3 separate regions of the Homo sapiens genome follow, and regions 2 and 3 are each linked to region 1. Evidence: chromatin loops called from intact Hi-C (ENCODE). Cell type or tissue: PC-9. All regions are shown on one strand. Each heading gives the region's core, and the rest is flanking DNA. Links, peaks and the distances in the headings are about the cores only. Region 1 overlaps DAPK1 (death associated protein kinase 1). Region 2 overlaps DAPK1 (death associated protein kinase 1). Region 3 overlaps DAPK1 (death associated protein kinase 1).

What was found. A loop is a pair of places that touch in the nucleus more often than their neighbours do. Peaks named below come from ENCODE experiments on the same cell type or tissue, not always from the same donor. Only the 100,000 strongest peaks of a DNase experiment are listed, where the experiment ranks them.
Region 2: a loop joins it to region 1, with 3 times the contacts of the local background. A loop is called at or near these places in 2 of 110 quality-filtered maps.
Region 3: it touches region 1 in a loop (4-fold over the local background); 7 of 110 quality-filtered maps call a loop at or near these places.

Annotation. Positions count from the first base shown.
Region 1 is chr9:87,543,822-87,554,477 of GRCh38, forward strand. The region is part of intron 2 of DAPK1 (death associated protein kinase 1); the gene reads left to right. It overlaps DAPK1-IT1 (DAPK1 intronic transcript 1), which reads left to right and starts at 9,633. Exons shown (of 2, transcript NR_146781.1): 1 at 9,633-9,769; 2 at 10,074-10,638. In PC-9, for the core only: no CTCF peak of the experiment used is centred there; a DNase peak (open chromatin) is centred at 4,140.
Region 2 is chr9:87,635,766-87,646,421 of GRCh38, forward strand. It overlaps DAPK1 (death associated protein kinase 1), which reads left to right. Exons shown (of 26, transcript NM_004938.4): 4 at 2,178-2,316; 5 at 3,589-3,718; 6 at 3,885-3,933; 7 at 4,024-4,050; 8 at 4,533-4,685; 9 at 5,037-5,082; 10 at 6,204-6,293; 11 at 7,611-7,703; 12 at 10,130-10,249. Among named protein-coding and RNA genes, the nearest start is that of CTSL, 85 kb to the right of the region's middle. In PC-9, for the core only: no CTCF peak of the experiment used is centred there; no DNase peak of the experiment used is centred there.
Region 3 is chr9:87,593,911-87,604,566 of GRCh38, forward strand. All of the region lies in intron 2 of DAPK1 (death associated protein kinase 1), which reads left to right. Among named protein-coding and RNA genes, the nearest start is that of DAPK1-IT1, 46 kb to the left of the region's middle. RefSeq lists an enhancer at 6,442-7,035. In PC-9, for the core only: no CTCF peak of the experiment used is centred there; DNase peaks (open chromatin) are centred at 6,071 and 7,481; H3K4me3 peaks cover 875 bases; H3K27ac peaks cover 3,459 bases.

The sequences.
Region 1 (10,656 bases), core at 1,944-6,943:
TTTTGTAGTCTTGTGTGTTTGGATTTTGTTTATTATAGTATTATGCTATAGTTTTAAGGATTGAGGACTCAGAAGATTTCATGTGGCCTTAATTAGCAGTCTGTCATATTTAAAAACAAACATGTTGAAATAATAAAGGTAGAAATTGTAAATATATAATCCTCTGGAAGGCAGGGATTCAATCTATGAAATTATTTCAGTTAACGTTTCAGAAGAGGAACACACATGAATAAGTATATAAATATGTTAGCTTAACTTTAACAAATTATACAAGCAACATAATTCATTATCTAAATTTTAGAAAAATGAGAAATCACCCATCACTGCACTAACTCAAATCTCTGTCATGAGTTTTAGTTAATAAGTGTTTTCTGACAATGACAAATTTTCATACATGAATAAGTATATAAATATGTTAGCTTAACTTTTACAAATTGTACAAGCAACATAATTCATTATCTAAATTTTAGAAACATGAGAAAAATCACCCATAACTCCACTCACTCAAATCTCTGTCATGAGTTTCAGTTAATAAATGCTTTTTGACAATGACAAATTTTCATTTTTAGATATTGCATGGATGAACAGGGAAAAATGTTATAGATATGGTGAAGAATATATAGTACATGAGAATATATGTGAGTGTGTATGTGTGTATGCATGCATACATACACACTTGTGTACATTAATGTATGTACACGTAAATATGCATATAAGTATACACATACACCAGAAAATTTTTCTAATGTTCCTTGCAAACACAATATGCAGCTTTCTGAAAATTATTATTTTTGTGATATTTTTAGTGGCTGTAACATTTATTTTTGGTAGCTGGCTTTGGGTGGTCCCTACAGTCCTTTTTCTCGGGCTCTTACTGGTGAGATGGATTATGCATGTAAGACTTCAAACTGGGAACAAGGGACAGCTGGAAAACGATCATTTTAAAAGGCATGTTTAAGACGGACATAAAGCTAATTTTCCTACGAGTACCCAAAATGCAGGAAGAAAGACATTTTGCTAGAGGATGAAATTGAACAGTGAAGATTTTAATTTGGTCCCATTCCCTACCCCAGCAAGGTGAGGTAGGGACACAGCTCTGCTTCCATGCACCTTTGCAGCCCAGTCCCCACCCTCTCACAGACAAGGCCACTCTGGACCTGAGGACAGGCCCATCTTCAGTACTGTTGGTGGTTGTCCCCACACAATCTAGGTTACTTTCGGAATTTGATGGATGGCTTTTCAAATTTGCCTTCCTATCTGGAAGATTATCATCAGCTATCCCTGCACTTTGCAGCAAGTACAAAACTCCTGAAGAGCAGAGGCTGTCAGACCAGCTGCCAAAGTGCTTAACACCTTTTATTCAGAAAATCTGAGGCCTCCACTTGACTGATCTCCCCAATTCTCCTTGCAAACCAGGCTCCCGGGTGCAGGGTTAGGAAGTGCGTAATGAGCTTTAGAAAGGGTTCCTGAACCAACAGCTAAACTGTTGTTAATCTCAGCTCTGGCAGTTACTTGGGATGAAGAGATCGTAATGGCTGCTTTAATTAAAATACACATAATACTAGAGGATCAGTAGACCACAAGCAAGAACTCTAAGTAATTCATTAGTTTCAATTTTAGGCGAACATGGAAGGTACTAGAAGAAAATAGGCAAACTAGACAGACATCAGTCAGAATGCTTAGGCTTGCCTCGGCTGGTGAGCCTCGGTGAGGCATTTCAGCTTTAAAAAAAATTTTTTTTTGAGATGGAGTTTTGCTCTTGTCACCCAGGCTGGAGTGCAATAGCGGGATCTTGGCTCACTGCAACCTCTGCCTCCCGGGTTCCAGCGATTCTCCTGTCCAGCCTCCCAAGTAGCTGGGATTACAGGCATGCACCACCACACCTGGCTAATTTTGTATTTTTAGTAGAGAAGGGGTTTCACCATGTTGGTCAGGCTGGTCTCGAACTCCTGACCTCAGGTGATCCACCCGCCTCAGCCTCCCAAAGTGCTGGGATTACAGGTGTGAGCCACCACACCTGGCCACATTTCAGCCTTAAAATAAAGGGGTTCATCTGATTGTCTCATCAGTTCCATAAGATGCTATATTTCAGTGATTGCTCATGATTCTGTAAGACCATTTTGTTGCATCCTCAGAAAGTGTAAAAGAAGAGGGTTTGTTTTTTGTTTTTGTTTTTGCAGTACAGATTCTCAGTACTTCCCATAGCATAGAGGGTTGAGTCATAGAGTCCAGCCAGCTCCTTGGCTGGGAAGTTGATTTTCAGTTAAATAAACTTGAGCTTTCCTGTGGTGAGATTGGGTGGTGGTGGAGCAAAACCATTTTAAAATGTAGGTTTTATTCAGATATGGTGAAGCTTACAGATCTGGGAGATGACCGTCAATGAAAAGATCTCACAGTTCCCAAGAGGAGGAGCATCCCATGTGATGCAAGGCCCCAAGAAGCAGCAGGGTCCGTCAGGAGGCAGTGGGAGTGAGGGGAAAACGAGAGCAAGAGCCTCTACTGTGGTTTCTGCAGAAAGGAATGGACAGGATTTAGGGCTGGCTAGTTTGGGGAATTTCAGCAGGCTCTGGGAGGTAGATACTGTCCCTGGTTGCCTGGCATCTGACCCTTGGTTGGTTAAGGCAGAATTGTGGCCCATAGGAGGTAGGGGTGGGTGGTCTGAGCTCTGAATTGGTTGGGTCTGCATAGGAAAGATGGGCAGGTGAGTTTACAGTTTCTAGGAATCCACTAGTTCTGGGAGGGGCAGTGCCTCCAGGGTCAACAAGGCCTCAATGCTAAAGCATCAAACATGCAGAAAACAGAGATGTGGGATCAATCCAGAGACAGCATGTTGGCTTTGGGTGACAAGACGAATGAGCCTTTCTCTGTCTTTCCCCATCCTCTCTCTACCCAGCTCTCTTTTCTCTCTTGTATTCCGTTCTCCCTCCTTTCCATCTCATCTCTTTGTTTTCCCTACCTGTTCTTTTAACAGAGGACTCCGATGACGTTAGAAGAGGCTGCACTGCCTAGAGCAATCTGCATTCCATATTAGCTTTATAAAGAAAAAAAAAATCAGCCTGGTACAGTGACTCATGCCTGTAGTCCCAGCACTTTGGGAGGCTGAGGTGGGTGGATCTCTTGAGTTCAGGAGTTCAAAATCTGCCTGGGCCATATGGCAAAACCCCGTCTCTACAAAATACACAAAAATTAGCCGGGTGTGTTGGCATGCGCCTATAGTCCCAGCTGCTCAGGAGGCTGAGGTGGGAGGATGCTTTAAGCCTGGGAGGCGGAGGTTGCAGTGAGCCAAGAGCAGACCACTGCACCCCAGCCTGGGTGACAGAGCCAGACCCTGTCCCAAAAAACAAAAAAATTGTAGAAGGCTTTGAAAACCCAACATAGTAGTAATAATAATAATTTGATATAAAAATAATCAATAAAATCCTGATGTTGTATTAATGATGATGATGATGATGATGCCAAGAACTCCACTGTTGTCTTCACAAACCTGTTACTGGCTTCCAGAGAAAAGATGCATTTCCTTCTCTAGATCAACACGGTTCAAAAGACCTTTGCACAGTGGTGGACATGTTCTGTATCTGTGCTGAACAGTACAGTAGCCCCTACCTACATGTAGCTACTGAGCACTCAGATAGTAAGACTGAGGAACTGCATTTTTAATTTTTGTGGACTTTAGTTAATTTAAGACTAATTTAAATAGCTACATGTATTAGGATTCTCCGGAGAAACAGAACCATAAGTGTGTGTGGAGAGAGAGAGAGTGTGTGTGTGTGTGTGTGTGTGTGTGCGTGTGTGTAGAGGAGGGGATTGATTTTAAGGAATTGGCTTCTGTGATTGTGGAGGGTGGCAAGTCCAGAATTTGCTGGGGTAGTCGGGGCAGGGGTGGGGGTGCAGGGTGGAGATCGGGGAGGAGTTGAGGCCTCATCTGGACTCTGAAGGCCATCTGCTGGCAGAATTCCCTCTGCAGGCCTTCCACTGATAGGATGATCCCACCCACCCCTATTAGGGAGAGTGGTTGGCTTTACTCAGAGTCTGCTGATTTAGATGTTAATCTCCTGGTAAATGCACCTTCACGGAAACATCTAGAATAATGTTTGGCCACATATCTGTGTCCAGGGCCCAGTCAGGTTGACACATAAAGTGAGTCACCTACCTCACCCAGCTGGTGGCGGAAGTGCTGAGAAGCACAGGTCTGGATTCATTCGGCATGTACAGGGCCGGGCATTATTCTAAGCACTTCACTGGGGCTTCTGTCAGATGAACACTGTTATGCTAACTTCTCTAGGCAGCAATAATGCAGCACAAAGAGTAAGGCTTGCCTGAGGTCACACAGCCAGCAAATCAGGATTCACTCTCCAGCTTGGTGGCAGAGGCTGTGTGCTTCACCATTACCTTTCGCAAGGCCCCCTTGGCTTGGAGGGGCAAAGCTGTTTCCTAAACATCAATCTTTTTTTCTCACCAGGACCAAAGTCAGAAGGCCTGCGTTAGACCCCTGGTTTTCCCCCTAAATAGCTATGTGACGTGGAACACTGAACCTCAGTATCACCATCTGTAAAATGGGAATGATGATTCTCTCCTATATTTTCTCTCTCTCTTTTTCACCACTTTGTGGACTACATTTCTCCTGTTCCTGGGTCTGTTCTCTTGCAACATATAAGTTTGGTAAGGTAGTCAATAGAAAACATTTGGTTACTGAAAAGTGGAATTGATTGATACTCTTTTCTTTGAGCTAATGCTGAAACACTGGATTCCCCAACAACAACTAAATTTTGTGTTCAGAGTTTCTTCCCTCACTCAAAGAGGAAAGCATGGCACTGTTATTATTTTGTATCTTTTCTTTGGGATAACCATTTCTGAACCAGTGTTGCATGGATTTGGCTGCTGTCTTGGGAACACAGTACTGATGTTGCTCCTGGTGAGCGTGCACTGAAGATTTGCGCTGCACTGTACCTGAGGTTCTCAGCCGAGTCTTCCTGTGTATGTTTGAAGATCTGGTTCTGTTTTGTGGGGCTATGGACAAAATCCACCCTCCACAGTAGGTTGTAAAGAATGCATCCTTTTGGTAATTCACCACCCACTGAGTGGATTTCATTCCTTTTTTTTTTTTTTTTTTTTTTTTTTTGGCTTTTAACTTTTAAGTTCAGGGGTACATTTGCAGGATGTACAGGTTTGTTACATAGGTAAATGTGTGCCATGGTGGTTTGCTGCACAGATCATCCAATCACCTAGATATTAACCCAGTACCCATTAGCTATTCTTCCTGATGCTCTCCCTCCCTGCATCCCCCACAGGCTTCAGTGTGTGTTGTTTCCCTCCCTGTGTCCGTGTGTTCTCATCACTCAGCTCCCACTTACAAGTGAGAACATGCAGTGTTTGGTTTTCTGTTCCTGTGTTAGTTTGCTGAGGATAATGGCCTCTAGCTCCATCCATGTCCCTGCAGAGGACATGATCTCATTCCTTTTTATGGCTGCATAGTATTCCATGTTGTATATGTACCACATTTTCTTTATCCAATCTATCATTGATGGGCATTTGGGTTGATTCCATGTCTTTGCTATTGTGAATAGTGCTGCAGTGAACATACCCATACGTGTATCTTTATAATAGAACAATTTGTATGGGGGGGTTATATAGTAATGAGATTGCTGGGGATTTCATTCTAATGTAGTTTGTTGGTATGGGTTATCCTCACTATCTCTGAAATGACGAAAAAATTCTTAGTATCACCCAAACCTTATTCTGTTTTAATTAGGCATTTCACACAATTTAAATTAGTTTTACAAAGAATGTAGAATGAAGAACACTTCTCATCACAAAGAGTACACATCTCAGCACAAAATAATGTCCCCTCGCCCCTCCTTTTACATTGCTTTTATGACGTGCCTTCTAGAGCCTCAGCAATGCACTTGTACAACTCGTAGCAGAGCACCAAAAGAAACCATGATCAGTGTTAATGTTTTTCCACATTTTGTTATGAAAAATTTCAAATATATGGAAAAGTGGGGGAAAAAAGTATCATGAATACCCATCTGTCTGTTACCCAGATCCACAATGAACATTTTTTTTATCTTTCCCTCTGTCACGCCATCTTCATTACTTTATGCATTTCAAAGTAAGTTGCAGGTGTCTGTATACCTCATCCTTTTAAGGCTTCGTCATGCGTGTCATTTCCTAGAGCTCGGTGCTTGTTGCTGGTTTTTTCTGTGTCGGGTAAAGTTTATATGTAGTGAAATGCAGAAGTCCTAAGCACGTCCTTTGATGAGGTTTGACAATTGCATTCCCTGGGTAACATGAACCCCTGTCAGGATAATCACAAAACATTAACCGTCACCCTAGAGAGTTCTCTCTTGCCCCTTCTCAATCATTCCCACCCCCATCCCTCCAAAGGAAACCAGTGTTCTGATTTTTTCACCATAGGTTCGTTTAACCTGTTCAAGAACTTCATGTGGATGAGATCCTAGAATGTGTTTATTATTTTGTGCAAGACTTCTGTTGCCAGCCACATTAGTGTGCTAGGGCTGTTATAACAAAATACCACAGACTGTGTAGTTCAAACAAGAGAAATTTATTGCCTCACAGTTTGGGAAGCTGGAAGTCCAAGATCAAGGTGTCATTTAGAATGTGTTCCAGGCTTCTCTGCTAGCTCCTGGAAGTTCTTTGCCTTGTGGCAGCATAATTCCAGTCTGCACATGGCATTCTGCTTTTCTATGTCCAAATTTCCCCCTAAGGACCTATGGTCCTCCTAAGGACACCCATCATATTGAATTGGGAGTGCAACCTACTGCAGGATGAACCCTTCTTAACTAATGACATCTACAATGACCATATTTCCAAATAAAGCTACCTTACAAATAAGGTACTGGGGGTTAGGACATCAGTATACAAATTTGAGGGGGTCATAATTCAACCCATGACAGCAGCACCTGGGTTGTTTTATGTACCAGTGGTTTGCTGTTACTGCCGAGTAGTGCTCCATTCTAGAAATGGACTACAGCTAAGCCAAGCTGTACCAAGCCATGCTTGTTGATGGGTGCCGTTTTTGGCTGTCGTGAATAAAGCTGCTAGGAACATTTTTGCACAAGTGTTTCTGTGGACGTGTGCTTTTATTTTTCTTGGATACATACCCTGACCCCGGGGAGGGGGCTAACCTGGGGACACATGTGGAAGGATGGTCCTCTGAAGGCAGAAGGCCAAGCTGTTGGGTCCCCCCACCTTGGCCAGCAGCCGGGATGGCTCTTCCCCAGTGCTGCTTCAGTCTGGTGGAGACAGTAGCTACAAACCACAGATCCTGCTTCTTAAAACTGGGCAACATCATCACATCTATTAATTTGAATTTTTTTTTTTTTTGAGGCGGAGTCTCGCTCTGTCGCCCAGGCTGGAGTGCAGTGGTGCGATCTCGGCTCACTGCAACCTCTGCCTCCTGGGTTCAAGTGATTCTCCTGCCTCAGCCTCCTGAGTAGCTGGGATTACAGGCGCCCACCACCACGCCTGGCTAATTTTTGTATTTTTACTAGAGACGGGGTTTCACCATGTTGGCCAGGCTGGTCTCGAACTCCTGACCTTATGATCCACCCACCTTGGCCTCCCAAAGTGCTGGGATTACAGGCGTGAGTCACCGTGCGCAGCCTGTTAATTTAGATTTTAAGCCAATCTGTTGGTTTCCCTTTGAGGTTGGTGATGAAGTCCTTAAAGGCTGAGATCCGGTCACCTGGACCAGTAAGGAAGTGGGGAGTTGGGGAGAAGGTCCTGTTCCCAGGACAGTAGTGACAGTGGATGAAGGACAGGACAGCAGCTTTTGAGGATAAGGGCGAGAGAAGGGATCCAGGGACCCATTATGGGCCCATGGTGGGAGTTGGGGTCTGGCCCAGGGCCACATCCTCCTTCATCCTCAAGGGAAGGTGAGGGGCCCATGAACTCTCTCAGGGAAGTGCAGGTCCTGATACAGCAACATGGAGAAGCTGTAACCAAGCCGGAGAGAGTCACCGTAGAGCCCAGGAGGAGAGACCCGAAGATAAGCATCACCCTGTGCTGTCATCTCTGAGGGGCGGGCGCTGCTGATAGACACGTGAAAGTCTAGCCTGCAGCAGATGTGAGTCTCAGATGCCTCCGTGGGCAGCCGGAATCTAGATCAACAACTACACTCTAGAATAATCTCAGCTGCCAGTAAGCCAGAGGGGCTTGGAGGGTGAGGAGTCCCTGTGATAACCAAGATCAAGTTCTAAACCAGCCAGCAGGCCTCGCGAGGCTGGCTCACCTTTCAGGCTGCTGGTGTTGGAAACATGAGACTGTGCCTCTCAGCCCAGGCAGGGCCCTGCCTGGGGTCCCACAGCTTCCAGGAGCCAGTAGGGAGCCCAGAGCCTGGCAAGGCCAGCAAGTAGGGAGGGGATACTGCTTGGCAGGAAGTCCTCAGGAGGGAGTGTGAGGCTTGGTCTGCCTAGATCATTACAGCCCAGGGCTTTCTGTACCTAGGACTTCAGTCCCAACCCCGCTGACCCCATCTTAAAGAGGACAAGGGAGGGATATCTGCAGCTGGAAGGAGGGATATCTGCAGCTGGAAGGAGTGTGCCAGCTTGAACAGTGACGGGGCACCACTTTCTGGAAAATATGGAAGAACCTAATGTACATTAGAGCTGTGAAACTTGTGGCCCACACACTAATTTTCTCTAGCACCTGGGCAGACATAGGCAGTTGTGGCATCTCTTTTTATCAAGTACAGACAGAAAAAAAATCAATTAAAATAATTTTATTGTTGTATAATGCACGTGCTTTAAAATGTACCTCTTTTTTTTTGGAGACAAGGTCTTGCTCTGTCACCCAGGCTGGTGTGCAGTGGTACAATCATAGCTCACTGCAACCTCCAGCTTCTGGGCTTAGGTGATCCTCCTGCCTCAGCCTCCCAAGTAGCTAGGACTATAGACATGCCCCACTGTACCCCGTTAATTTTTTTTTTTTTTTAAGATTTCTAGTAGAGATGGGGTCTCTGCGTTGCTCAGGCTGTTCTAGAACTCCAGGCCTCAAGCGATTCTCCCACACAGCTTCCCGAAGTGTCAGGATTACAGGTGTGAGCCATTGAGCCTGGCTATATTTACCATTTGAACCATTTTTAAGTGCACAGTTCAGTGGCAGTAAGAACATTCACGTTGTGTTGCAGCCCTCACTAACGTTTATCTCCAGAACTTTTTCGTCATCCCAAGCTGAAACTGTGTATCCATTAAATACTAACTACATTTCCTTCTCCTCCTAGCCCCTGGCAATTACCTTTCTACTTTCTGTCTCTGAATTTAAATCTACTTTTGAGAAGACACATTGTTCTGGTCCTGATATTGTTGATATTTAAGTTCCAGCTGGCCAGCTAGGCAGTAAACCAAGCAAAATCTCACTCATCAGACCTGAGTATTTTTTTCCTTGACTTGTGTCTGTCATGTGGGGGGGGTTGGGTGATTGGAAATATTTGGTATCTACACAGCAGTCTTTCTGCCTTTGCCATCATCCTGTGCATATGCTTCTTGATAATTAATATGTGCATTCAGTTAACCATTCATGGGATCTTTTCTTTTATCCGATTCTCCGCTCCTTAAGGACATGGGCTGTGTCTTGTTTGTCCCTGTATCCCAAGCCCTGAGCACTATGTCTGGTGCTTAGGGTGCTCAATATTTATTTTCTTTTTCTTTTCTTTTCTTTTTTTTTTTTTTTTTGAGATGGAGTCTCGGTCTGTTGCCCAGGCGGGTGTGCAGTGGTGCGATCTCGGCTCACTGCAACCTCCACCTCCCAGGTTTAAGTGATTCTCCTGCCTCAGCCTCCCGAGTAGCTGGGATCACAGGTGTGTGCCACCATGCCCGGCTAATTTTTGTATTTTTAATAGAGACGGGGTTTTGCCCTGTTAGCCAGGCTGGTCTCGACCTCCTGACATCAAGTGATCCGCCCGCCTGGGCCTCCCAAAGTGCTGGGATTACAGGCGTGAGCCACCATGCCCGGCCTCAATATTTATTTTCAATATTCCACAGATGAGGGCAATAAGGAGAGGAAGCGGAAGAAAAAGGATGAGACATGTGGCTTGTGGGCAGAAAGGGAGGCAGGAGAACATTCCCAGTCTGCCTTTCACTGAGTTTTTACCTGTTCACTAGAACAACAAAAGGGAACCCGATCGGGAAACTCTGCTGTCAACTAAGCAAACTCTAAATTTAACATTTGGGGGACCCCCTTGGAGAGTAGTTGAGAGCTATGTGCTCCCCTTTTCAGAAAAATGCTCTCAAATACTCAGTGCATAAGCCCACAGCCTTAGCAGGTTCCCAGACCTTAGGTCAGCAATCCTGTTCTAAGGCATACATCACGAGCAGCATTTTGATTTTCATCTGGGGAACTTATAGTTCATAAAGACCTACTGATCCATTAAAATTTCCACTTGATTTTGCCATTAGTAATCTCTTAAACAAGTCCAAGGAAGCCAGAGGAAGTTATTTCTTGAATGCTTTTATACTAGTGCTTTCAAGAGTTCGTGTTGCTGACTCCAGTTTTTAAAATTATTATTCTCATCTTCTGCAATGCCTCGAGGCATGTTTTTAGCTGAATAGCAATAATTATGGGATTGTGCAATACTGGAAGAAGCAGTAAAAATAAAATGTAATACTAAAAAAAAAAAAAGTCTTTACTTCATCTAGG
Region 2 (10,656 bases), core at 3,675-8,674, 94 kb after region 1:
GAGAAGGGGTAACCTTCCGGGTTTCAGGGTGAGCGCGTGGCAGAAGTTAAGACTTGGACTGGATGCAGGCACTTGACTTCTCCACATCACGTGGCCACGGTGCCTGAGTCAGCCCAGTGGTGCGGGGCGCCCCAGAGAGCACAGAAGCCAGGGCTGGAGACCCAGGTGTGATGGGAGAGCTTTCTTTGGGTGAGGTTGGTTCACAATCTCCCACTTTTTCCCCCCTATAGTTGAAGGATTTTCTCTCCCCGTTGTTTGTTTTAAGAATAAGATGCAAAAGTGAGAAGCGGGAGGCCTTGCCTTGTTCCGTGGGCAGACAGTGTGGGGGCTGTGAGGCCAAGGACACCTGGGAGGGGAGAGGGTGGGGGCAGACTGCATCTCCCAAGAGCAGGGTGGGGAGTGCAGGGAAGGGTCAGGAGGAGAGCAAGGCCACTGCTGAGGCAGGGTCCATGTAGGACACCTTTCGCTTGGACTCCTGGATGTCCTGGCTGGGCCCAGGCCCTGCTGTGTCCCCTGGAGGATAGGGGAGGCCTGTGGACTGCTCACAGGAGGGTGTGGCTACCTCTGCCAGGCCCCTGGGGATAGGAGAGTCACTCCACCATCCCCGTAAACCAGTGGGAGGCCCTGCAGCAGGAGCGTGGAATTAAGACGTGGGAAAATGGTCTCAGTTTTTCAGGTGCTTGTTAAAGATGCTGAGTTTTCTGGTCACCATTCTTGGAAGCCCTCACACAGCAGATTGAAAGTGAGGCTCAGAATCTTCATTTTTAAAGCATCCTCAAATAATTCTGATACCCATGGACTCTAGACCGTGCTAAGGAAAACACTGACCTGGAGGGTGAAGGCATGTGGGATCTGAAACTTTTAAGAAAACAGCTTTTTTGTCATTCTTATCTGATCTTATGAGCACCAATTTTCTTACTCTGAATGGATGTAGATGTGGAAGGTATAATGTTTGGGGAGCGCTCTTGCCCTAAGAGAGATAATGAATACAGCAGTTTGTGCATAATTGCACTTAATTATTATGTTGTGAATATATGGTTAAACTTGATAAAGATTAACTTATAAAAACTCTTATTAAAACTTCCCTGTTATTTGCCATTCATCGCTATCGTGGAGTTTTTAGGGGAGCTTGTTCGTCCATCCACCTGATAAAGTTTTGAATGCATGCTGTGTGCCTGGCTCTGGCGGGGAGTGGGGCATACAGCAGTAGCCAATAGCTGGGGTGGGAGGTTCTGACCACTCCCCTCCACCCACTTACAGTCTGGACAGAGAAATAAACTAAAAAAATCCGCAACCAACAACATACATTTTGCTTTTTTTGTAAATGTATTCTTTTTTTTTGTTTTTTTGAGACAGTCTCGCTCTGTCACCAGGCTGAAGGGCAGTGGCACAATCTTGGCTCACTGCCACCTCCGTCTCCCAGGTTCAAGTGATTCTCCTGCCTCAGTCTCCCGAGTAGCTGAGACTACAGGCACACGTCACCATGCCCAGTTGTTTTTTGTATTTTTAGTAGAGACGGTGTTTCTCCATGTTGGCCAGGATGGTCTCGATCTCTTGACCTTGTGATCCGCCCGCCTCAGCCTCCCAAAGTGCTGGGATTACAGGTGTGAGCCATTGCGCCCAGGCTACTAAATGTGATTTTTATAAATGTGTTAGTATTTACATACAAACCAATACTAGACAAGAGAGGAAAAAACCCTTATCAGACCATATATTGTGAATTTGAGTTTTAAAGAATTAATTAAACATGCAAGTTATGAACTTTTCAGGTACTCTCTAATTGAAATAAGAAGATATACACTATAAATTCTGTACAAAGCTGGCTTGCAGATTTTTTTCTCGTCATTAGAGTTAAGACATCACCTCTAAGTATGTTTAATTAAAATGTTTTCAAGATACACTGATATTTTCTTCACAGCATTTCATCTCTGCCCCTCCTCTCATTTGTGAACACGGAACCTTAGGAAAATGGTTCCCAAGTGCTTTCAAGCACAAATGTGTCTGAATGCAGAATTGTCAACAACCTGCACAGAGAATTCTGAATCCATGCTTGGCGGTTTCAGCATAGTCTTTATGCTGTTTTCTTGTCTGAAGTTTGAGCGCACCAATAGTCTATGAGAGAAGGAATCAATATGAAACAGAGTTGTTACCAATAACCTCTGCTTCCGGGTTCTCAGCGTTGCAGGTGGCGAGCTGTTTGACTTCTTAGCTGAAAAGGAATCTTTAACTGAAGAGGAAGCAACTGAATTTCTCAAACAAATTCTTAATGGTGTTTACTACCTGCACTCCCTTCAAATCGCCCACTTTGATCTTAAGGTACGTTTCAAAGTGTAAGCCAGATAGAAGCTTGTGCAGATCACAGCCTTGGTTGTTTCTCTGCTAAGAAAAATTGAGGCATCTGAAAGAGTTACATGATTTTCCTGTACCAGTTTAACAAACAGAAATATCACTATAAATCGGCAAGCATAGGATACATGCCCCCCACTGGGATGGCTAACCTTTTTGTGGGATAGAGGCTTAATGATAATTGATTACATTCTGGAATTCTTGGTAAAGAATACAAGGGGTCTTAGGAGCCAGGTTTTTTAGTAAGGGGGCTGCTCTAGCCAGCAGCTAGTGACTGGCACTGGTTCCTTCTGTGGCTCTGGGCATGTTAAGATAGAAAATGTGTTGAGTGATGCAAAGGCGTATGGCCTGACTCTGTCACCAATAATCAAGCAAACCAAACTCAGATTGGCTAATTGGGGCATTTGCCTGGCTGGATGCAGGACGCTGTTGGAGATGAAAGGGCATGTAAGCCGTCCTCCCAGCCATGACAGAGGTGTGGTCTCTTTGGGAAGGGAAGACACGACAGGAGCAATAGGAAGTGGCAATGGTGGGAAGTTCCAGTTCAAGGCAGGAAGAGGTGGTCTGGTAAAGCAGCGCGTGCTCCATCCGAGTAGTTGATTCAGACCAGTAGAGCTGGGATAGGATTTCAGAGGAGGGAGGATTTTCCCCATTCTTCTGTAGCAGAGCTGTCAATGTCCCATTCATGTCCCTGCTGGCCCCACAAACAATGTGCAAAAGCACACACTCATATACATCCTAACAGAGGGCTTGTTGCAAATACCTGTGACTCTTCCTGGCATCTTGTTTCTGGCCCTGGGAGCTGGAAATGCAAAAGAAAAATGTCCACAGAAGCAACTGTCAGCCATGGAGGATGGAGAAATGGTGGATAAAGACCCCAGCTCCCTCCTGCTACAATTGGAATAACACTGAGTTCTCCTTTTCCTCTCCCATTCCCCCAGTTACCCCCACTTGATAGGACACCTCGTAGCAGCTTCCTTCTGTTTCCTGTATCTCCTTTCTCTACCAAGTGTTTCCTGGTGTCCCCTCCCACATAACCCACTTGCATCCGAATCCTTGTCTCAGGCCTGCTTCAGGGAGAACCTAGAGCAAGACATGTATTTTCCTGCTGTTCTCTTCCAACCACCCTTTCTTCCCTACTTTTTGGCCTTTTTTTTTTTTTTGGAGAGAAGAACTATTCTGCCATCTTGTCCTCAGCATAACATATCATAGCTTTTTATTTATCTCTCTCTTTTTTTCAAGCCTGAGAACATAATGCTTTTGGATAGAAATGTCCCCAAACCTCGGATCAAGATCATTGACTTTGGGTTGGCCCATAAAATTGACTTTGGAAATGAATTTAAAAACATATTTGGGACTCCAGAGTTTGTCGGTAAGTTTCTTTGCTCCTGTGGTCATTTACGTCTCATAAACATTATTCTGGCAAACCTCCCCTGCTAGAAGATTCTTTCCCTGCTACATGTTCCTGGTTGTTGCATGAAGATAGAATCGGTTAGTTTGCTTCCTCCCAAGCTAAATGAGTGTTTGTTTCCTCTTAGCTCCTGAGATAGTCAACTATGAACCTCTTGGTCTTGAGGCAGATATGTGGTAAGGAGTATGTCCTTGGTGTTGTTTGCTTTCTGATTTATTTGACTATTCTTCTGACATGTTTTTTTGTTTGTTTTGTGTTGTTTTTAGGAGTATCGGGGTAATAACCTATATCCTGTAAGTATCAGAATTCACAACTCATACTCTCTTCTCTTCTATGAGACCATAGGTTTAATTAACCATTAAATGTGCTGTGTTGATCTCTTCAGCTTATGCATGCTTTTGATGCAAACATATTCATTTTACACCCCCAAAACATGTTTAGTTTATACTAATTAAACATGTTCTCCTAATTTGAAATGAGTCATCAGAAACTGTAGCATAATCACTGAAAGAAAGCATAGCTGTCCATCACTGCCGAGAAAACAGGTTTCCTTTAAACTACCAGACGCTGTTCCAGATTAACTTGTTAAGTGAATCCTTTTGCCTGAAGCTGAAGCATTTGCTCCTGACAGTTAAAGCCCTATGAAATATAATCAAACTGTGACTATTCGAGCACCAGATTATAATCTTATTCCACACTCCAGATGTTATAGGAGCAAAATGACAACACCAAGGGGTCATCATTAATGTTCTATGCCCAACTTTATTTTTAACAGCCTAAGTGGGGCCTCCCCATTTCTTGGAGACACTAAGCAAGAAACGTTAGCAAATGTATCCGCTGTCAACTACGAATTTGAGGATGAATACTTCAGTAATACCAGTGCCCTAGCCAAAGATTTCATAAGAAGACTTCTGGTCAAGGATCCAAAGTGAGTGTCCACGTTCCTGAAAGGTGCTTGGCCACGGCCTCAGCCAGCCCAGAGCCTGTGTCTGTTCCATGCACAGGGCCACGTTCCTCAGACCCTGCTTGCTTCATCTGCCAAAGGGCAGCATGCCATGTGAAACGCTTCAGAAAATGCAAGCAGGGCCCTCTGCCCCCACTCAGTCAGTCCCTGCAGGCACAGTGAAATAATCACAAAAAGACCGATGTTGTTTTTGGCTTTCTTCCCTGAACTGCATTTTCCACAGTATCTGCTTGGCAGGCCCAGCCAGCATGAAAACAACCTTAGTATTTGCTGCTATGGTCACAGCATTTTTTTTCTTCTCCCCCTCCCCTCAAGGAAGAGAATGACAATTCAAGATAGTTTGCAGCATCCCTGGATCAAGGTGAGTTGCATATTACGAAACTGTTTAGATCACTTTCTATGTGATTGGTTTGGGCACCCTGGTATTCATGTATCATAGAGTACTGCTAACCACAGGTCACACCTGGAGTGTTAAGTTTGCTATTTGCATCGTATCTTAAGAAAAGCTGACAGGTTAGACTGTATACTAATGATCCCAGAGGTGGGGAGAGAGGAATAAGCGAGCACAGAGCAGGAACTGAAGAAGGTCAAGCCCACTCGACAACTGTGTTTGGAGTGACCTGTGGGGTGTTGGCCCAAACAGTGTATTTAACATTTTATGTTGATTCCAGCATGTAAATATCAATCAAATCTGGATTTCCAGCTTCTCTTGGGAAATCTGAAGATCTGCTGACACTGAGCCCTCATTCCACGTGGCCTTGGGAAGTGGCACAGGTGCCTTGGTGCTAGGGAACAGGGCGCCCTGGAACATTACACCTTTACATTACCTGCCTGGCCTGGTTGACATTTGGATTAAAGTATCTTCAATCCAGGGCAGAAAGGGCTAAGGGTGGGAAAGTATGATAGTTACAGAATAAAATCATGAAATAAAGAAGTGAACATCACAGAATCAGGCTCTGGGGGCAAATAGCTTTGCTGTGCAAGTTCCCAGCAGTTACCTGGGTTCTCCTAGCCAGCTATGGTGTCTCCTCCTCCCAGAGGTGGAGGACAAAAGCTAAATACATCTACTGAAAAAGATACAATACAAGGAATTCTCCTGCTATAGGCCAAACTAACTTTGCTGACCTCTGAGATCCCTCTCAGCTCTACATTACTTGATGATACCCAAGTTCAAATGCCTCATAACATAGCCTCACCATGAATATTGCCATTCCCAAACTATCAGTGTGGAAAGTTGTGATTTAGTTTGACCCCAAGCTCTACTTCTCCCCAGTGTCCATGGATGATACGAAACCCTGAGATAGAAGAGTGAGCCCGCTAAGACTAGGTGCCTAGGTATTCCATGTTATCCCAACTTCTTATGCTAATTTAATAAGGTGAATGTGTAAGCATCCTGAATAAGGAGATGTTTCAAAAAATTGTCATATAACACATTTTCATAATTTGAGAGCTTTAATTTTTTTTCTTGGATTTTTATTTTAGCCTAAAGATACACAACAGGCACTTAGTAGAAAAGCATCAGCAGTAAACATGGAGAAATTCAAGAAGTTTGCAGCCCGGAAAAAATGGAAAGTAAGATTGTTTGTTGTGGAGGGATTAACAAATTCTGTTTCCTGTGTAGAGTAGTGTGTGGTCAGGGTGCATCTCCTCTGATACTGGTAATATGGAAGATACATCCTTTCCTCTTTTTAATCCACCCTGTAGTGTTCTGCACCATTACTCTATTTTGAAAAACAAGCAAAAACAATATTTTAGTCACTTTAACTGATACCATTAAATGTAATTTTGTGTTGTTTTCATCAAAACTATTCTCAGTGCAAATTTTTATAGCAGCACTGTAAAATTATAGTGAAATTTTTTTCTAATACTACAAGCCACATTTTAAATAAATTCATTCTTTGTGGTAAGCAGCATGAGATTACATTTGTGCTGTACCTTGGGTAAGTGGGTCTCTCAGCCCAGCCTTTATCTGTGAGTGGTTGGAGTGGGGGTGGGGTGGGGCCGTGAGCATTTGCAGGGTGGCCTGTTCTCCTTCCTCAGTGTGGATGGCCTCCACAGGGGCTGGGTAGGACATTGCTCTGAAGGCATTGCAGACCTCCTGGAACAAATCACACTTCAGGGCTAAGAAGGTGATGGGATGGTTTCCTGTGCCCAGGGTCATGTCAAACCTAGAGGAAGTGGGTACCTACCGTGTCTTCCCAGCTCAGGGCCAGAAATGTACCTCGTTTTCACACCTACCAATTTTGGGGTGCCGTGGTAGGGATGAGGAAGACCACAGCACTAGATTCCCAAAAGTCCTTAGAATTAGGCTTAAAATAGAGAGAGAGCAACCATTTCTCTTTCTCGCTCTCATTCTTTAACTGTACTTTTGCCTTAGAGAGTAAATGCAGAGATGTTTGTTCTATAGACTAAGAGGTCCCCCAGCTGTTCACTTCCAACAGCTGTTGCGTTTTGGTTATCACATTGTCTACCATCACTGCTTATGTGGCACAAAGGACACAGAGCAAGGCCCCTGCAGTCTGTGCTTCTCTGAGGGTGATCTGCAAGGGTCAGATCACCTTCTCCAAACAGCAGAGAAGAAAATATAGAGAGAGAAAGGATGTGGGGTGTCCAGCTCTGTAGTTCAATAATGAAACATGGAAGGAGAATCTCTATATCCTGTTGTCTTGATTTATAAGACCTTTAAAATTATTCTTTAAGCAAATACAACCCATTCTGCTGTAGGATTGCCCACCCTGGGAGAGTGTGTGCTGATAGCAATGAACACGATCTCGCAGGCTTTGTCGTTTGTACTCATTTGACAATTGTTACATAAGCTGTCTCTCCTCCTCTCACCCTGCCTTTTTCCTCCCCGCCCTCCCTTTTTTTTTTTTTTTTTTTAAAAAAAAGCAATCCGTTCGCTTGATATCACTGTGCCAAAGATTATCCAGGTCATTCCTGTCCAGAAGTAACATGAGTGTTGCCAGAAGCGATGATACTCTGGTAAGCAAACCCGTGAGCCCTGGTGCTCCTTTCTTAGCACTGGGTACTCAGAATGACCAAGCTGTTCTATTTGTTCAACCTCCCAGGAACCTGAAGTTGTGGAAATGGCAAGCTTATTCTTGATCCCCTCGGAGGGGTTTGGGGGTGCTGATTGATGCACCCTCTTGCTTCTTTCCTCTTTTTTTCTCTTTGATTTGGATGGTGCTGTCCCCCCTCATAGCCCCATACCTCTAACACTACCCTCCACCTCGATGCAAACATAAGCACAGACCACCCCCGCAACACACACACATACACACATGCACAGCAAATGCACACACATAGAGACACACGCACTGATATTTTGGTAAAAGAGAGGCTAGCCAGCAGAAGAGAAAAGAGCTTATCCTAATTTTCATGAACTGTAGCCACTGACATAGAAGAATCTTGGTTAACAGTAGCACAGAAGGGGCAGACAGCCGCCACTCCCTTCCCACACACCCACACCAGAGAATCAGGGAGAATGCAGTGCTGCTTGCTGATGTGTCTCCTAGCAGACCAGAAGGCCAAACCTGCTTGCATGATTGGCCTGGTGTTGACTGCCCAAGGCCCTTGAATGTAACTCCAACTTTCTTAGTTTTAATGTGAACTTTGACAAAGTGGCAAAGATTTATCAAATTTGTTGTTCGGTACTCTCTAGTTATTTTTCCTTTGTAATTAGAAATGCATTTATTTTCCAATTTCTAGCCTTTATTTTCTTTATTTTCCCCTCTAATCCAAACTGAAACCTAATCACAGATAAGCTCTTCAGATACGAGTGGAAGTGTCCGAATTCAACAAGACTTTCCCCTGACAATCAAACAACGGGGCTTTGTTAAGTCAGGAGGTGAAGGGGACTCCAGACAAGGCAGCCACGGTTGTCCTGCGGGAACTACCCTGCCCCTTTAACTGAATAGTCAGCATTTTCCCGGTGGAGCCAAGTACTTCAGGGTGGGAACTGCAAACACCAAGCTCCCCTTTTTTCTCCTTAAGTTAGTAGCTTCACTGAGGCTTCACATCTAGCCTTGTGGAGTGAAATGGGATTGGAGATGTTTGAAAAAAAAAGCAAAAGAGAAGCAGATTAGGGCGAGAAGAGAGAGAAGAGGAGGCTTTGTTTGGGAATTGTTAGAGGGTGGCTGCACAACCAGTGAAAAGATAAAAACTGTGACTCTAGGTAAGATAATGAGAATGATTAAAGATTGCAAATTGAAATCACTGAATATTCAACTGAGAGACAATACATGTGTCACAGTGAAAAGTTTAGGGTAGGAGAGGGACCAAGGGTCTTGTAGGAGCTCCAGGTGGAAAGATACCCTCCCAGAGGTCAGATTCCCTTATTTCCATATTCTAATCATGGGGATGAGTCATAACAATCTGCTTTATTCCTTCTGTTTTCCCCATTTCTCTTGACTTGCACTTTCATGTAAACGCCTCTTAGTCATTGACTTCAATTGTGATAGAAAAGCATTCTTAAACATGCATTTTATACAAATATTACTAAAACCCACATGAAAAGTGTTTGGATTCAGATCTATAGAGAAGAGAAAGCAGATGGAGAGAAATGCTTTCTCCATTCTCCCCCACAAGCAGAGATTCAGCCTCTGTAGATTAACTTTTCCAGATTTGAAATTCCAGTGGTCATAATTCTGTGTTTATAAGTTCAGAAATTTTGTTTAGGATTTTTCTAGCTAATTCCTTAGTTTTAATGTGAATTTTGAAAGAGTGGCAAAGATTTTTCCAGTTTTTGTTCACTACTCTTCCAGTTATTTTTCCTTTGTAATTAGAAATGCATCAGTTTTCTGATTTCTAGCCTTTATTTTCTTTATTTAGAGCCTATTGTTTTAATTTTTATTTTTCTGTTTTTTATAATTGGGACCAGCTTTCAGAGATTTTTGCCGTGTTATTCTATACCTAGCAATGGAAGAAATTCAAGTGATCAGAAAACAATTCTGTAATTGGAAAAATTGCAAATTGAGAATATCTTATTCAAAGGTATCATTTCTTTGCTGCAATAGGCTTTTCTTTTTCCTTATCCAGGAAGAGAGTCTGTGTTATACCTAAAAATTTTCACAGTGGTTTTAGGAACTATGTTTTGACAGATTCTTAAGATAAACACAAAGGGTTACTTATCATCATTATTTGAAATCTGGATCTTGGACATTGTGTCTCTGGGCTATACTGCAGGTGATATTAAAGCCCAGATAAAGAGTAGATAGTGCTTGTTTGCAACATGGAAGGGGCAAAAATTCCTTCCTAGGTCCCTCCATGACTGTATGGATTTGGGGAGTAAATGGCTTACTTTCCTCTGAATGCCCCTGTTAACAAGTGAGCACAGGTTTCTTTTATGTTGGTAAGAAAAGCATGGCTAGCAATGTAACTCTGTTTCCATCTTGGCTGTCTCTCTCAAGGATGAGGAAGACTCCTTTGTGATGAAAGCCATCATCCATGCCATCAACGATGACAATGTCCCAGGCCTGCAGCACCTTCTGGGCTCATTATCCAACTATGATGTTAACCAACCCAACAAGGTCTGGTTCTGTTCTGCCGCATACTGGAGGGGTGGGTCACAGCGACCTTGCCCTTCCATATCCAAGGAAAGACCCCATCTGCTTCTCCATTCTCCCTTCCAATTGGAAGCTCCATACTGTGGGGAAAATCACTTCTGTTTAGAAAGTGATTTGAGTTACAAATAAGGTCTTTGTGCATTGAGGGCCTTCCTTCATTCACGTATTGTATCTCTACCCATGAAATTTTAGATCTTCTCATCCTGCTAATGAAAATGTCCCTGATGATGAGAATCCAAAAGGGGAAGGAAAGGTTTTATACCCTTCCACCTGTCTTCTCTTCCTGCCACGCAGTGGTAGCTCTATGTCTGTTGAGACAGGGGAAGGTGTGTGGTAACAGCAATCATCGTTTGGGCTTTTCCTTTCCTACC
Region 3 (10,656 bases), core at 3,464-8,463, 52 kb after region 1:
ATCAAACATGGAGCTGACCAGAACCACTCGAGAGCCAGGGGGCTCAACTGGGGTCTTGGGGCAGGAAGCTCTGACCTCCAGTCATCCAGTGTGGTCAGCATTCATTGAAATGGAGCAGCCAATCCTGGCATAACAGTAATCTGTAGCTACCCTTTCTGTATAAGGGCATTTTAGTCTCCATAAAACTGGACTCAGAGTTCAGCTATGATTCTGATGTAGGGTTTACTATATTTGGAGAAAACATATGGAGTGTTGTTGTTTGTTTTGTTTGTTTTGTCTGATCCACCAAAGGCCCTGTTTAGATTGTATCAGGTTATGCTTTCCCAACACTTACTTTCTTCCTTCCTTTCCCTTGTGGCTTTACAGACACAAACAAACAGCAAGCAGCAGGCAGGTGTTCTGTGTTAGGTCCTAGGGATGGTGCTGAGTAAAGTGGGTGCAGTTCACGTATCCTTTAGCTGGAGCCAGGGTCCCTGCTGACTCTGCACACCGCCCACTGGGCACTTGCAAGTCTGTTGCACTGACGTGTCTTGTTAGTAAATTCCTGAAGTCATAGACCATATCTGAAGCATGTAGGATTCACTACGGCAGTGAGTCCCAGAAAGTGAAGGAACTGGGCCTAGAGGAAGGCAGTGGTGCATCTCTAGGCTCAGGACTCTGCTCTAAGGAGTCTGCCAGGCTCCAGGCTCCTTCCTGTCACCACCATGCTCTTCCTTGGAGGTAGCTGTCATGGCCAGTATTTACTGTGCTCTCTATACCCAGTCCATCTGCTCTCAGTTGCCACCCAAAATACCCAGCCCCACTGCCTGCCTGAAATAAAAGAAAAACTCCAAATCCTTTGCCAGTCTCAAGTGGTGAAGAGGGCTGAATCCATCATAGATTTGCCTGTGGCCTCTAGGCAGCCCTTTCACCAGTAGCCAGAAGGAGGCAGAAGGAGCACCAGGCCTGAGGAGGTGGGTGGCCTCCTCTCCCAGGCCTGAGTCAGTTGGTCCACACCCTTCTAATGGGTCAATCCCAGGAAGGTCTGAATCCACCTGGGCACCTCCCACCTCCACCTCTGTGCTTGGTTCTTCCAGACCATGAAGGAGCAGGCACTGTGATTGGCATCCTGCCTTAGGGAATAATCTGAAAGTGTTGAAAATGCAAAGGAAACAGTGAATATAGAGTCCACTTCCAGGAAGCTGCCCGTTTAACTGGGAGAGAGGACCAAAGCACACCTTCCCAAGAAAACTGGACTTCAGAATGCTTCAAAACCAAAAATATGTAAGGAAGGAAAAAGGTTTTGTGGTTAACAGCAACCCCAAACCATGTGAAATGCCGAATGCTATTGCCCCTCGTGGAAAGGGCCAGTTAGCTGAGTCCTGCATAGAGCACCCTGTTGTGACTCTGTTTACCTACTTTTGCTTAAACTTGCTTGGCCATGACTCCCTTTCTCCAAGCAGCATCTCTTTATATGAGCTCCAGAGACCCACTTTGGGAAATATTCTTCCAGATGGATCTTGGACCTTCCTCCTGCAAAGAGGTATCATAGGAACAAGGGGGAGTGAATGAAGGCACCCACTGCTATCTTTCTAATCTCCCCTCAGTTTAATCCTCAGCCGCTCTGGTTTGTAAATTTCTTAATGATAAAGAGGTATCTTGAGCTACCTGACTCTCAGCATATTTGGTTTCCTTGTCCCCACGTGCAATACCAAACCAGTGCGTGGAGCCCGACCCACGCTGGCCTTGGGTCCTCGGTTATGCCACCTTCTTCTCCTTTGCAGTCTTCCAGGAGACCTTGTCCTTGGGAGGATGCTTTCGCCAAGGGACCGACCTCTCCTCTGCTCTCCTTGGCCCATTGCGCTGTTCGCCCTTCTCTTTCTGCATCTCTTTCCTACCTCTGTGTGTTGTTCTGGTTCCCAGGGTGACGGACTGCTGTTTATCCCCTCAGTAAACTCTGCTTCTCCCTGTTGGTGCCGTGGCAACCTGAGCTGCTTGCTCTACAAATCACAGCCCATTTAACCGAGCCCTTGTATTAGTTTAAAATAGTTTTTGGAGGGTTGTACTTTTTTTTCATGATAATAATAATTTTTTAAAAATCACCGCTTTGCTTTTTTTTTTGGTAAAAAGTATTGCTTTCCTCTGCCTCGTAGCTTCTTGAAGGGCAGAAAGAGAATAACTCCAGGTGTGGGCTACATTCCAAGGGAATTGTGTACCACTTGGTGCTGAAGTACTGAGTTCCCATACAGGGTTTGCCTTCATCCTGTGCTGAAATCCGTGAACATGTTGGGGTTAGGATCAAAGAAGGGGTTCCCGCTGAAGGTGCAGGGAGAGTGTTTCCTCTTCACACGCATTCTGCTAAAGGTGAAGTCAGTATAGATACGCACTGGGCATTCACACCAGGCAGGAGGAAGATTAGGTAGCTGCATTTACTGGATCATGTATAGCATTTGGGATTTGTGTGTTTCCCAGGGTGGAGATCTGCTTCACCGCAGAGACTGGGGAAGGTAAAGTTGGAGGCCAGCAATAAGCCCTGCCCAGCCAGAACACTGAAGGCATCTCAGTGAGGGTCTTTGAGTTTTGTTGTTTGTGTTGAGGTCCCTCCTAAATGATGCAGCACTTTCCTTGAAAGGTGGGAAATTGTTGCCATGATGAGAAGCAGAGAACTTGAAAAGTGAGTCCATGCGTGCTGATGGGATGAGAGGGCCCGTTTTTCTGAGCCTGGGACAGGGCCTGCATTCAGGGTGGTTTGGACACCCTCACTCCTTTCCCATGCTCTCCTGTGAGGCTGCTTGTGACCTAGTCACTTTCTGTGTCGAATCCTTCCTCTGCACAGCTTCTGGGGCGATCTGTTAAACCCACCATCCCAGATTCTTCAGTGCTGTTCTGCTGACCCATTGCTGCATAACAAACCACTCCAAAACGTGGTAGTTGAAAATAACAGTTTATCATGATCTCTTAACTCTTGTGCTTCTGTGGGCTGCCTGGACCCAGCTTAGGGGGTTTTGCCTGGGTCTCTCAGGTGGTCGCATTGAGAGGTTGGCTGGACCTATAGCCATCTGAAGACTTGATGGCCCAGATGTCCATGACGGCTCACGCACGTGCCTGGCCTCTCACAGCTGCTGTCAGCTCAGCTGGAGCTGCGGGCAGGAGCAACTGCATGCGACCTCTCTACACAGCCTGGGCTTCTCCCAGCTTGTTGGTTGGCTTCCAAGAGGGAGCTTCTGAGAACTCAAGCGGAAGTTCCAGGATCACTTCTGCCACATTCTGTGGGTTAGCCAAGTTACTGGTGCCTGCTCAGATTCAAGGGTTAGAGACTGGAGGGTCACACTCAAGAGAGCATGTGGGATAGAAAGACAGCTGAATCCATCTTTGGAAGGTGCTGTCTGCTTCCCATCACCTACTTCCAGCTGAAAGCTTCAGCATCTAAGCAAAGCTGTAGGGGCCTTTGAGGACCAAAGGAGGCAAACCAAATATGTCTCCATCCGAAATGAAAATAGCTTTGTTGAGTTCCAATGGGGGGGAAAATGTAGAGACTTAACATTTAGATTTCAAAGTTGTTGCATAGAAAAATGTCAAGGAGAAGTTTGGTGCTGCTTTTCAGCTCCTGAAATCCTGTCTTCTTGGCTTCTCTGAGAAGTTCACGAAGCTTAGACAGCTTGGTAATTTTCATCCTTTCCATGTGCTTGATGTGTTTAGAGAAAACAGTGTGCGCTCACATGCATGTCCTCATTTCATGTTGTCATCATACTTGCACAGATGGGGAAACTGAGGCTCACAGAGGCCTCCTGCTTTCTCAAGTTATTGGCAGAGCTGGGGCTGACATTGCTCCATCTGCACAGGGCCCTGTTTGTGTGTCTGACCTGACGCCTCCCTGCCGCTCCTCTCTTCCTCTAGAAATACGAAGTAGGCTCTTTGATGCCTTCCTGCCTCTGCTCACACTGTTCCTCCTCTCGGAAACCCTGTCCCTAAACACACACCTTCTTCCACTCCTGACTCACGCTCAGCCTTCAGGGCACAGCCTAGGAGGCCAGCTTGGGCAGGGGTTTCCTAACTGCACCCTCTCTGCAACAGCAACTGCGTCCCCTTTTTTCTTCTTCCCACAGTGAAGTATTTCATGCTTGTCTCTCCTCTAGTCTGTAAACCCTCAGGGTCTTATCTCCTGCTGTAAATGTGAACTATTATCAGATGTTAACTCATCCTTGAGAAACCGTTTCTGTTCCTCACCCCTTACCTACAACCTGTAATTCTAATATTCTGGCAGAATTCAAGCTGCCTGCTACTCTGGCAGCAAAAGTCTTCTGCAAAAATAGATCACCCATAAACCACCACTAAAACCGAGCCAGGGATTTGATAACGAGTTCAAAAGTAGAAATTACTTTGTGTTAATGAGAAACCATATTGGAAAGACTTGGGAGGAGCGTAAAGATGGAACGTGTCAGCTGTTAGATTTAAACCAGATCTGTTTCCAGCATTAATATAGAGAATTCATCGTAATACTAGTTACCATAAATAATTTTTAACTGCATATGTATTCGGTAGATGCATATTTAAAGTAAAAACATGAAAAAGGAGATGCTGTTTTCGTCACTTTTTTTTTTGATCTGCACTCACCTGCTCCAGGTGAGAACTTGTTCTAATGGCATGTCTGGATCAGGGCCAGCAATGAAAAGGTTAGACCCTGGGCTTGGCACCAGCTTATGCAGCAGAGACATTAATTGTCATGTCCAGTCAGATTATGCTTTTTCCTTCCATTCTGAATGTTGCGTCTTCTCTGACATTGTATATCCACACCTTCATTCTCCCATGTGAACAGAGCCTCCCACAAATAAATAAAGTTGACAGTAAGAACTGACTGGATTAAACAAAAGTTAAACAGGTTTCTTTTTAAGGCACCAGGAACTATAGAAGACCTACAGAAACAGGAATGCTGCCATCCTTGTGCCTTGACCTTGAGAATCAACTTGGGTTTCTTTCTGATTGTTACTAGAATGCTTCCTGAATTCACAAACATGTTGTACTTTTATTGCATGGCATCTCAGAGCATCTTAAAGCAAAGGTTTTAATTAATTAGAACACCTTGTGAGTCTTCAACTGGGAGGAGAAGGCAATATGACCCAAACAGATTTAACCACAAACCCCTGCCCTTTGCTTTCCCCTCACAAAACACTTTCCTAGAGTGATGCTGGAGTCTGTCTGTAACTTCACAGTGAGATGTCTTGTATGACAAACATAATATGTACGAGGTCCACACAGCAATGGGGCTCAGTACCTGGAGCTTTGGAGGCGAATACACTTGAGTTTGAGTTCATTTCTTAGTTATGCAACTTACTCGCTCAGTGATTTGGGACAATCTTTAAAAATCTCCCTGAGACCTGATTTTCTTATTGGTCAGAAGAGATGACGATGTGTATCTCATGGAGTTGTGATTATTAATAAAGAAATATGTGTAAAGAGCCTTGCATATGATCCTGGTTACAGTTTCTTCAGTGACTGCAGAGGTAGTAGTCAGATTAAATATATCAGTGAGTCAGACAGAGAAATTAGATGTCAGCCTGTTCTTTATGAAGCTTGCTCCTTTTCGCCGTGCGTTTCCTCTTTTTAATAAAATTGGTGATTACATTTGAATCAAGTTTTTTAATATAAAACTCATTAAAGGAAGAATGTGTCTCATTATCTTTGTATGTATCTGACCATGAGTAGTTAATAAATGTTTATTACATTTAGTGGAAAGTTTTTAATATTAAAATTAATGTGATGTCTATATCTAATGCAACAGACTGTTCTGTCAGTTATTAAACGATGGAAAATTTTAGTGCATTTTTTGGGGAAAAAAAGTTGGTGTACAGTTGACTTTCATTATGTGTGAGAGTTATTCTCTAGAAATTCACTGCAAACACTAAACCATTGCTCTTAGGAGAAATCCAGGGTTACCTTCTTGTGAGTCTCTGGTCAAATCATTTTTGTCATTTTTGCACAACCTTGTTTTATGTGTGTTTCTGTTTAAAGACATCGTATATGTATATGTGATTCATTAACATTGAACTCAAGGCAAACAGCACATTACGCATGCCTGAATGAAGCTTATCTAACACACATAGTCTCTCCCTGAGTCATATCACAGCTTTGTTGTGCTTAGAAACACTAGACAGCCCCACAGTACTATACTTGGGGGTCATTGTATACAGTGAAATTACCAATAAAAAACATGACACTAAATGGGCTGCGGAGAGCACACTCGATTATGGTGTGAGAGCCGAAGCAAGAAGGCAGCTGTTTGACTTCAGCTAGGAACGTGTGCAGCAGCCTCTCCAATTTTCCACGATCCTCTCCAATTTTCCACGATCCGTGCATGTCCACAAGTGACTGTGAAAGTGCCAGAAATATTGACTTGGAGGTTACAAATAAATTTTATGCCTCCTGCAGTGACTCATGCCTGTAATTCCCCGACTTTGGGTGGCCGAGGTGGGAGGACTGCTTTGAGCCCAGGAGTTCTAGACCAGCCTAGGCAACAGAGCGAGACTCTATCTCTGCAAAAAAGAAAAAAAAGAAAATTAGCTGGGTGTGGTGATATGCTCCTGTAGTTCCAGCTGCTCTGGAGGCCAAGGTGGGAGGATTGCTCGAGCTCGGGAGGTCAAGGCTGCAGTGAGCTGTGATTGCATCACCACACTACAGCCTGCGCGGCAGAGCGAGACCCTGTCTCAAGAAAAGAAAAAAAAAATTACTAAGTAGGTGAATTCACCAGTACAAAATCCATTAATAATAAGGATCACTTGTACTGCTTTATCAAAATTAAATGTCATAGCATGCAAAGAATTTCTCTTTTCCAGTAAAAAGCTACCTTCCCCCATCCATTGAACAGCCCCAGCTGTATTAATGGTAATTAATTAATAATGCAGCCATCCGTATCGTTGTTAATTACTGACTGGCCTCAGTGCATGGGTGTGAGGAGGGGGCAGAAGGGACAAGCGCCCCCAGCGTGGTTGTGGCAGTGGCCTTGCTGCTTTATGTGCATTCGCTTTGCTCCCTGGTCTGTCTGAGCTCGCCCTTGAAGCTGGATCATGGTATTCCTCTGAGGGCACACGATTTAGGAATCCTCACCAGAAAAGTAAACACACAAGCTGTTTTTTTAAGTTGTTGTTGTCTTTGGGGAGGCAGAGGTTGGGTGAAGAGGAACTGTCCCCCCAAAGGAGTCCCGATCCAGGGTGGAAAGCGGGTCCAGGCCCAGCTGCCCAGGAAGGAAGGGATCGGAGCAGCAATTCACCAACAGTCCAATTCAAATTAGACCTCACAAAGCAAACTACTCTGATTAGGGAAGAATTGCTCCTCCAGGAGTCTGTCCTCACAGTTTGCTGGCTGCCTGAGGAGACTGTGCTATGGAAATGCCCTACAGGCTTACCCATCACACACAAAGGCTCCCAGAGGCCCCCAGGTGGGCCTGGCTGCTGGCACTTTGGCTCAGCTTGTGACTCTGAGCTCCCAAGGCCAGGGCCAGCCTGCCTGAGCAGTTATAAGTGGCAACACACCCTCTGGGTGGGGACAGGCAGCAAAAGGAGGAAGGGAGTGAGGATTTAGCAATAGTTGTATACATCGTTAGCACAGGACAGCCCTGTCATGGGCTTTTTTTTTTTTGTCCTATGAGGGCTCTTTTCTCTCTGGCAGTCATGAGAGGTAGGTACTTGGGGGGTAATACTGCATCACTGTGAGACTGGGGCAACAGTGTGCTGATGAAAATAACTCCAGTTGTCGCAGATTAATAATAGCTAACAGTTACTGAAGACTCCCTATGGTCAGGTGCTGTCCTAAACACTTCATGCGCTCATTTCATCCTACTCCCTCCAAGACAGGCACTTATTATGCCCACTCTACAGATAAGAAAACTGAGGCCTAGAGTGGCTAAGTCCTAAATAAACCTTGGGTTACACAGCTGGCTTCTAGCCGTTACACAATTCTGTTGAACTATAATGCAGAACACTTTGTCTAACTCCTCGGGTTCTCAGGGTTATAGATTCAGGCGTCAGCTGCAGCATATGTGCATTGTGCATGGACTACATGAAGTAGGTCTGCACCCAGGGCCTCAGGAGATGTGAAGATGAGCCTGGCAGCCCTTTGTCCCCCAGGCATTGGCAGTCTGGGAGGGTGGGAAAGGCAAGAATGGGCAGAAAACAGCAGGTGCCCCTGAGGGGTATGGGGTGCTCTTTCGACTCAGGGATATGGCAGATTGGAGGAAAGGGAATAGATTGTTAGGGGTGTCAGGGAAGAATAGGGAACGGTATCTTAAAAGAGGTGACATTGCAGTAGGTCTAGAACAAGTTTCCCAAGCTCATTCTAGACCCTCATTTTACTCTCTGCAGTCAGGGTTAGCCAGTACCCCAGCATCCACACAGAGCCTTCCTACCCACCAGCTCTTATCCCCTCCTCACCAGCCAGCACTTTTCGTATGGGGACCCTGCAGTGTGAGTGAGGGATCCATTGTCAGGTGACAGAGTCCATTCCCCAGGTTTTGCTGTAAACGAAGGCACCACAGTTCCCTCGGGCATGAGCACACATGACATTCAGCACCTGCCTTCATCCTGCCATCAGGGCTAACCTGCCTTTACTTACCATCTTCCCATAAATAAAATGGAGAAACTTCCAATATAGAACATTTGGAGGTGAAAACGCACGTGGAACAGTTTTTGTATCTAGGCTTGCATTGAAATTCTCTGTGACTCTCCTGCCAGAAGGATTTTCTTTTTTCTTTTTTTTTTCTTTTTCCCCCTGAGACGGAGTTTTGCTCTGTCACCCAGGCTGGAGTGCAGTGGCACAATCTCGGCTCACTGCAAGCTCCACCTCCCAGGTTCAAGCAATTCTCCTGCCTCAGCCTCCTGAGTAGCTGAGATTACAGGCACGCGCCACCACACCTGGCTAATTTTTGTATTTTTAGTAGAGACGGGGTTTCACCATGTTGGCCAGGCTGGTCTCGAACTCCTGACCTCATGATCCACCCACCTCGGCCTCCCAAAGCGGTTTTTCTTTCTCTGTCTCTCTGTTTCTCTCTCTCTCTCTCTCTCTCTCTCAGCTTTTTAGTTTTGAATTTTAAAGCACCATGATTGAAACTACTGAGTGTGCCTTGAGTTGGAAGTCTCTGAGACAAGTTGCTTTGGCCATGTGTGAGGTATGAATGGGCCCAGCCTCTGGAACTGTCAGCTTGGTTGTTGGTTGGCTGGGCTGGGCTGGGCCTCCCTATCCTGGGTCCTTTTGAATCTGCCTGGTGGGGACACAATAACATCTTTGTAAGGAGGGGCCTGGACTCTAAAGGAAGCAGCTGACTGTGTTTTGAATTCAAGCTCTTTTCCCTCTTCTCTCCGTATGCCCCATCTCTGCCACCCTCCGCCCCACAATAGAGGGAAGGTTTTTACTCCTCAGAGAAATTGGATTTTGGTTGTAATGAAGTCATTACATAGACCCCGTAATTGTTTAAGGTAGCGAGTTTACAGGCAGTCGGTGCTGGCATTCCAGTGTGATTTATTCTTCAGCTTCTCAGCTATCCTGCTGCAGGGACAAAGCGGGTATTAACAACCTGTCATGCAAAAAATTTGACACGGCTATAAAGATAATCCTTCTCTCTGTGTTCCTTCTTCACTGGCCTCCTACTGCTAAAGTAAATGAGTAACGTTTTAAAGTATCCATTCTTTAACATCAAAATATTATCCTTAATTTGCTTTTCTCTCTGGCTTTTGTCTTCGTGTGAGGATAAAGCCAGCTAAAAATACCTGTGATAATTCTTTACATAGCAGTTATCCAGCAGGTACCAAGAAACATACAGATCCTGTGATGGGTGAATCGACCCTTCCTTGGGCACTAGGGAAGAACGAAGGGCACCAGCATGGGGCCGGGAGGGTCTTTCCGTTGTGTTCCGCTGACTATCAGTGGGGCCTGTGTACCTCTCACCGTCTCACGCACTTACTGCCTACCCCTTATTATTTTGAGTCAAGTTCTATTATTACAGTCTTTAATATATGGGAAAGGGAATCTGGTTATTTGCTGTGATGTTTAAGGTGCTTTCCTCTGCAAGAAGTAGAAAACCCATCAAACTGACTTGAGCCATAAAAGGAATTTATTGGCTTATGTCGCTGAAACATCACAGGCAGATGGTTTCAGGCCGGGGCTGATCCAGTGACTCCATGGTGTCACTGCAGACCTGGTTTCTTTCCTTTTACTGGCTCTGCTTCTGCAGTGGTTGTCTTCAAACTAAGAGTGGCTCTCCTCATGGTCCCAAGACAGTTGGCAGCGGCTTTGAGGGGGGGGTTCTGTCACACTCAAAAGAGAAAAGAGTCTCAGAAAGCCTGTGTCTCTGCATCCTCTGAAGGGTCTTACTTGGCATTGTGGTCAGGAGAATGGAGTGGACTGATTGGCTCAGCCTAGGTCACATGATCCGTATTTACAGTTGGGGGTGGAATCGGCTTCCCCAAAACCACAAAGATCCCTGGGTAGAAATACCTTGAGACGGGAGGAGAGGGGAGATAATGCTGGAGAAGTGACCAACAAATATTTGGTACATATGACTTATCAGTCGCTTAATTATAAACAAAATAATAGACCTTTTTCTGTTCTGTGTATTTAAATTGGTTAATATTGGTGCTAGAAATATGTTGTTGAAGGCAGGACTTCATATATATTTTTTTTTACCGATTC